Linked DNA regions of Homo sapiens: region 2 is linked to region 1. A link is a contact called in ENCODE Hi-C or POLR2A ChIA-PET data. All regions are on one chromosome and are shown on one strand. The core of a region is the stretch at or near the end of the contact, and the rest is flanking DNA. Distances in the headings are between cores, read along the strand shown.

Region 1 (3,563 bases), core at 283-2,782:
CCCCGGCCTGTCACTAGCCACAGACAGGAGGCAAAGCAGACGGGGGACCTGACCAACAGTAACTACACGAGCATAGACCAAAGAGTTTAGTACTGGAAAAGAAAAATCTGAGATCTTAAGGAATAAATAGCTCCAGGGTTTGATACAAGATGTTTGCAGACAGGAAAAGCCCGGCTTTGCCTGGGAGAACACAGTGGGTCCAGCTGCCCACTGGGCCATTCCACAGGACCGGACACTCACCCTATACCAGGCCACATGCTAAGTGCAGGGCCCAGGGTGACAAGGCCACAGTCCCTGCCCCAGCGAGCTGAGTCTGCTCCTTCCCCAGCCGCTCCCCTGACAGCCGCACCCCACCCAGGCTCCGCACAGGGAAGAGCCTGCTGTGGACTCAGGGCACGCGACTCAGCTCTGGTCACTCCGATGATGTGACCACAGGTTTCCACGCTGAACTTTGTCCCTCTCCTCAGTACTGTCCTTATCACAGTGACAGCATCCCGGCCTCTGTTTACTCACCTGTCTCCCCAGGACCAGGCTGTCTTCCCGGGGCAGCCCAGGTGGGCAAAGACATCACCTAATTCTTACTCCTGGGTGTGTCTGGGGCAGGGTGAAGGCAGCGCCTGGGAGTCCACAGTCCCCCACACTCTGCTCCTGACCACCCCGCAGCCCAGGGGGCCCCCATGACCCTTAGACCTTCCCTAACCACGGCGGTCCCACTCCCCTGTGGTTCGCGTCCACCGTCTGTGATTCCCCGTTCGGCCAGGGCCCGGCACCGCCCGCGGATGCGCGCCCCTCCCCTGCAGCCAGCTTACTCCGAGGGTCCCCGCGCGGGCGGCCGCACTCACCCATGTTGACGAAGCTCATGACCAGGTCGGCGCGGCCCAGGCGCTGCTCCGCGGGCGCGCCGTCCTCGTCGTCGTCGCCAGCCATGGCGTGGTACAGGTCCAGCATGAAGAGCGGCGCGGACGCGGGCAGCCGGGAGGCGGCGGGTGGCGCGCGGGGCCGGGGCCGCCCGGGTAGCCCGAGCACCGCCAGGATCTCGCGCTGCACGTCCCGGCGCTCGCGCGCGCCCAGACGTCGCTGGGGACAGCCGGGCGGGGGTCGCAGGCCGGGGCCGCCCCCGCCCAGCGCGCACAACGTCAGGCCCAGAAGCCAGAGCGGTCCGGGGCGCGCGGCCATGGCGGGCCGGGGGCGCTCAGCGGGCGCACATCAGCTCCGCCGCCGCCCCTGGGCCCGGGGACGCCCCGACGGCGAACGGGGAGCTGAGTTCGGCGAGCAGGGGGCGGGGCTCGGCGGGCGGCGTCTGCGGCCTCAGCGCGGTCCCTGGAGCGCCCCCCGCGCGCACCTGCCCCGGCTCCGGGACAAGCGGACGCTGACGCGGACGCAGACGCCAACGCTTCGAGGCCGGGGCTGTTCTGAGGGCTGGGACTGTCAGCCAATCCGTCTGTCGCCGCCGTTCCCACCAGTCCGGCTGTGGCTGCGGTCCGCGCAGCGCAGGGGCGACCGGCGAGCTCCGGCAGCGACCCGGGCGGCGCGATTCCCGCGAGTCCTTGCCCCGGCTCAGCCGTCTGTGCCGCCCGCCCACCCCCGGGACTGACCAATGGGGGCGCGGGGGCGGGGCCTGGGCGCGGAGGCCGCGCCCGCTAGGAGCCCCGGGCGGCGGCAGGTGTTGCGGGTGGGGCGACCCCGAGGTGCGACCTCGGCGTGGCTGGCGGTTGGTCCGGGCGAGGAGCCCGCAGCCTGGGCGTCAGCGTGGTCAGGGCCGTCGTGGCTCCCGCCGCGGGCCTCGGCGCAGAGATCCTAAGGCCGCGGCGCCGTCCCGGTCCCGCCAGTGGTGCCACCCGGCTGCCTCGCCGTGGTGTGCCGTGGTCGCCACCGGGCCCGACACGCGGCCGTAGCCCCGTCTGGAGAGCCGGGCGGTGCCAGCCAAGCCCCGCGGGTGGGGCCTGTTCCTCTGCCCGCAGCAGCCGGCCCGGGTTCCGGCCACCGCGGCCCCTCACCGCCTCCTGGCGCCTTCCCCGTGGCCCCTGCATGCGCTTCTGCGGGCGCCTCCTTCTCGGCACCTGCTCGGCTGCTTCTCCCTGCGTCCCCCACCTGGCTCCCGCGTGAGCCCAGGCAGCGCCCCAGTCGGGCCGCCCCCGCCAGCCCTAGCTGTGCGCCCTGCGTCCCCGGTACTGATCCAGCTTTGCGGAGGAGGCTCCGCCTCCTGCCTCCAGCTGGGCCAGAAGCTCTGGGGCCCTTCCCGAGCACTCGGGAGCCACCTGTGCACATCTTCTCAGTCCCCACGGCCCCGGTGCAGGCCTGCCAAGAGAAGGATCCCCGCGGAAACGTCTCGACTGACTCAGTCCCTTTCTGCACACCTGCTCTTCCCTGGGCGCGCTCTCGCCTTACTTATTCCTGTGTGGTTCAGGCGCTGCGGAAGGAGAAGGCACCTAGACTGCACTGGGAAGGCTCCTGGAGTTGACCTGGAGCGCCAGGAAAGGTCAGTGGAGGAAAGTGCTCCAGGCAGAGGGAATAGCTTGTGCCAAGGCCCTGAGACCCCGGCTGGGGAGCCTAATAATGGCAACAGTCAGCACTTGCCACGCCAAGGCATGTTCTGAGTGTGTGTCTCGTGTCATTTCTGTGATGCTCGCACATCGTTAGGGGGTACATACCACTGGAACCTCCTCTTTTAATAAATGAGGAAACTGAGGCACACGGCGGTTAAGGGACTTACGCCAGGTCACACAGCAGTGGAGCTGCGCTCGGGCAGGGGGGCAGTGGAAACTGGAGAGCCCAGGGGGCAAACGGCGGAGGCTGGAGGGGCTGGCAAGGGAGGCACCGCAAAGGGCCTCACAGGGGCTAGACGAGGGCCCTGGGCACCAGAGATTATGGTGCCCCGCCATGTGGATTGAAGATTAAACCTCGAAGCAAGTGTATAATGCCCCCAAAAATCACATTTGGAAGTCATCACTTCAATAAAATTTTCTACAACAAATTCTTAATCTAAATAGTCATTTGCTGGTGCCTTAAACACACGCCTAGTTTGTCTTTTACCCAACAGGTATATTTCCACACTGCTCGTAAATTTTCTGCGCGGTCCCCAGAGCGCCCCCCATGAGGCACCTGCATCAGCTCCGGGCAGAGCAGATGTGGATGCCACCGCCTAGAAGCCGGGGCTACCCTGCGGACTGGGACTGTCCCATAAGGATACTGAGCTAAGGATAATGCAGAATAACCGTTGAAAGTACCCAAGACCAGAGCTTGGAAGCAGAGCGGAATATGGATCAGAGGGAGACAGGAGTCAGGGCCCTGCAGTTGGAGGCAGGTACAGCAATCAGATGTGGGGGTGGGTACAATGACCATGAGTCTCTAATGGTGATGGGGTGGAGGGGCAGAGGAGAAAGCTGTTTAGGAGGCTGAATCCACAGGGCTTTGTCCCCATGTCATCTTGGTCAGAGTCTCGGAATCTCCTGCCCACACCCCCTTCACTGTCCTCTCTGCACGCCCCTTTTGAATCCACTGCACATCACTTGAGGCCCTAGATCCAGCCTGTACAATTCTCAGGTTTGTTTTGTGCAATTCTG
Region 2 (3,544 bases), core at 475-2,974, 280 kb after region 1:
CTTAGCTATTAGTCTACAGTGCCTTTAGGGGATTATGTGGGATTGGGGGAGATGGGGCTACATTACGTTTTTGCCCTGAAACTTTCAATAAAGATTTTAGACTTTCCTATACTTCTTTGTTGGTTACAGGAAAGGCCCTTTTGCTATACGTTTATCTCCAAGCACTTTTAGATATAGGCAATTCTTTCTTCTAGGTTCCAGGGAAGAAATCTCAATGATACAGGAAAGATAAAAAAAAAAAGTAGACCACTAAAATTGCCCCCTCTGTGCCCCAAGCATTATTGCTATGGCAGCTTTTTTTCCTCAAAAAGCACCTAAATACTTGCAAGCACTAGCCTAGGAGTCAGGAGACTGATCAGAACCCTAGTTCTGTTGCTCTCCTTCTCTGAGATTTTTCTAAGGTCTCCTCTTCATCAAACAACTAGTTACTTCAATTTTAATGAAAATCTGCCTATTTGGGTCACAATTTTGCTCCTTGTTAGAGACTCAAAGTATAAAATCAAAAGATAGTAGATTACCAAACCAGTGGTTCCCAAACTAAGATTTCATAGACAAATACATGTTCCACAATAAATCAGAAAGCCTAACAGAAGTTGTCACTTTTCATTTTGCTAAGTAGGGATATCTTAAAAACACACTACCATATAATAACAATTCTTTCATAAAATAAAGGATATTTTAACATTAGAAAGTAGGAGAGACAATTTCAGAATAAAAGACAATTCTTTAAGTTTAGCTTTATGAAAGACACACTACATTTTCTTTATCTTTTTTCATTTTACAGAGAATTGATGTCTCTCAGTCTAGCACCAGTCTGTATACCCTACAATTTTGAAACCAAGGAAACCTACGGCCAAAAAGGTTAAGTCACTTGTTCAAGGCCACAGGACATTACTTAAATAATCATTATTTAATGATGCCTTATCAAGAGAGATCTAAGTCACAGCTAACATGACTCTTCCCCTAGCCTCTCTTATTTAGGTCCCTGACCCCAGATCATCTTTGAGTCTTTTTCTCTCTCTGTCACAGCTGGCAGAGTAAAGTGTAAAAGAACTAGCAATAAGCCCCAAAGAGGAAACATAGGCCATGACTCCTCCCTCCCACCCCCCATCCTCCCGCCAGTCTGCTCAGAGGTGGACTCCGTAACCAACCAACTTCTGCTAAAAATACACTCTGGACTTTCAGCACTATGCAACATACCTTAAAAGTGGTTTCCTGATACAGGCAGAAGCATGAGCATGAATTCAGTCTCTATAAAAAAAGTTCTACACCCAAAGCTTGGGCTCTTAACTGCCAGTTACTGCAAGCTTAAGAAGTTCCCCAGGAAGTAGGGCACCCCAATCTATTCCACTGCACATTTTAACAAGCCTAAAGGTTGTAACACCACAAGGCTTCGAAGTCCATGCATTCCTATGAGTCAATGAGAGCAAGGGCTATTTGGGATCCTCAGGCCCGGACAAGCAAAAAAAAAAAAAACTTCACATACTAACCCATACAGCACATGCGACAAACCAGGTGGGCGTTGAACTCGTGTTCATCTTGGTAACTCGGCCACATGGCGCCCCTGTGTCTGCTGACCCCACCTAAAAGGAGGGGGTACCAAAGAACCTCCAGCTACTGGCCTGTGCACCCTTCGCAGCTCCTCAAAAAGGGCTGTGAGGTGTAGAGAGGAGACAGCAGAACAGAGAAGTGGCTCCACCCACCACTTCCTACTGACCTCCTTCTTCCCTTGAGGTCAGAGAGGAAGCTCCTCCCTAGGGCACTTCCAAAAACTGGGTCCATGTCTCAGGCATATAGCATGCTGCATGCTGTTCAAAAGTAGCACCAACTCTGTGTTTCCAGACCAATAGAGCGTACAGAGGGGAGAGCTCCATATGCAAAAGTCCAGTCAAGGTATGAAGTGAGTAAACCTGAGTAGGAAGAAACTGGTCTTTGAGTTACCCTCCATTTGCAGAGCAGAAGCTTGTAATGTGGTGAATCTTAGTTGCAGGAGAGCTGGTGAGCTAAGTGGTTTACTGCCAAGTCAGGAACAGTGCATCCATTGCCCAACAACTTGCTCCTCAGGTGTGCCTCTTCTCAGGCAGAAGTACATATAGTGTTAACCAAATGAGAAGGTCTCATGATGGGAGAGACTATAATGGAGCAAGCTCATACACTCACCGTCCACTGTGAACAGATCCCTAGATTCCAAAGAAAGTTTCCCTTCCCCGCACTTACAGCTGCCAAAAGGGAAGAGTCAGTAACTCCCCAGTGATTCCACCTACTTTACAGAGTAGCCCCACCTCAGCCAGCCTCGCCTCAGCCAGCCTCCCAGGTAGATTATCACAGCAAATTTTATCAGCTTCAAAAATACCGTTTGCTTGTTGCTCCATTCTTTCCCCTCACAGCCAGGAATGGCATTCCAAAGTCCCCTTCTTCTTCCCAGATCCTCCTACTCTGTCTTTACAGTCAGTGCACTTAACTCAGCTGTGCCAGAAATCCTTTCATCCATCAGTAGAAGGCTGCCTGCTTGTTTGTCCAACTTGTTTTCCGAGTCTTGGCTAATTGTACCAGACACTGGAATGTTGAAGAAACACAATGAAGGGCTTTTTCATTCAGCTGGCCCAGCCCTTCTATTGGTTCTTCACAGTTCTAACCCAACCAGGGGACAGAAAAGTCCAGCCTCTGTGGGTGTCAGGACAGACACTGCAGCCCTGCCCCACACCACTCAAAAAGGCCCCGCTGCAGATAAGGGCCTAATCACTGGCCCTCTGCTCTAGCTCCCTAAATAGAACGACTTCTTCAGGCTAATGCTGCTTTCAATCCTGTTCCTGAAGGCAGGGAGGGAGGAGGGGCAGCACCTAGGAAAGCAAGTTTCCAGAGATTAGCCCAAACGACTACAAATGAAAAAAAGTAAATGCAAGCTTTCCTAGCAGACCATTCAGTTTAAACAAGCCCTATGACCTGCCTCAGTTGCTTGACAACTTCACTCCCAAGTGGGTATCCCTCCCACCTACAAACTGCTAATAATCCTGTTACTGCTTACTAATAAAGGTTCTCACAGCTGACTTTATCCCGCCTAGACTAAGCTCTCAGTCACCCTGATAACCTGTGACAACTGTACTCAGTTTGTCCCTCTTATAAGACTCTTTTTAGCCTTGGAGATGAAGGGTCCTCCTAGAATTTGCCTCGTACTGGGAAAAGGAATGCATAAGAAATAGGGAAGAGAGAAAAAAAGGAATGAACATTTCCTGACTCATATCTAGTAACCTCTTCCTTTATCAGATTTAAATTCCCTGAGTGAGACTGAGTGCAGTGGCTCACGCCTGTAATCCTAGCACTTTAGGAGGCCAAGGCGGGTAAACTGCCTGAGCTCAGGAGTTCGAGACCACCCTGGGGCCAACACGGTAAAACCCCGACTCTAACTAAAATACAAAAAAAATTAGCTGGGCGTGGTGGCACATGCCTGTAATCCCAGCTACTTGAGAGGCTGAGGCAGGAGAACTGCTTGAACCCGGGAGGTAGAAGTTGCAGTGAGCCGAGATTGTGCCACTGCACTCCAGCC

Evidence for each region. Hi-C counts contacts between places; a loop is a spot of excess contacts on that map. ChIA-PET counts read pairs that join two places held with the same protein, here RNA polymerase II (POLR2A). Pooled maps may share reads with other maps.
Region 2: a pooled map shows a loop between it and region 1 (2.8-fold over the local background). The contact joins the enhancer-like site here to the promoter of BMP8A in region 1. A Hi-C loop is called at or near these places in 1 of 50 pooled maps. POLR2A ChIA-PET finds 5 or more read pairs at or near these places in 3 of 52 experiments (HCT116, HEK293 and activated T-cell).

Annotation. Positions count from the first base shown.
Region 1 is chr1:39,489,605-39,493,167 of GRCh38, reverse strand. BMP8A (bone morphogenetic protein 8a) reads right to left here and starts at 1,532. Exons shown (of 7, transcript NM_181809.4): 1 at 843-1,532. The coding sequence starts at 1,176. It overlaps LOC124904101 (a long non-coding RNA gene), which reads left to right and starts at 1,620. Exons shown (of 2, transcript XR_007065978.1): 1 at 1,620-2,479; 2 at 3,041-3,563. RefSeq lists silencers at 1,204-1,303, 1,404-2,033.
Region 2 is chr1:39,213,376-39,216,919 of GRCh38, reverse strand. The region is part of intron 1 of MACF1 (microtubule actin crosslinking factor 1); the gene reads right to left. Among named protein-coding and RNA genes, the nearest start is that of MACF1, 10 kb to the right of the region's middle. RefSeq lists enhancers at 1,913-2,022, 2,401-3,119. Within about 2 kb of position 1,724, at least 23 of the 41 ENCODE cell types and tissues checked have a DNase peak (open chromatin) inside an H3K27ac peak, as active enhancers do.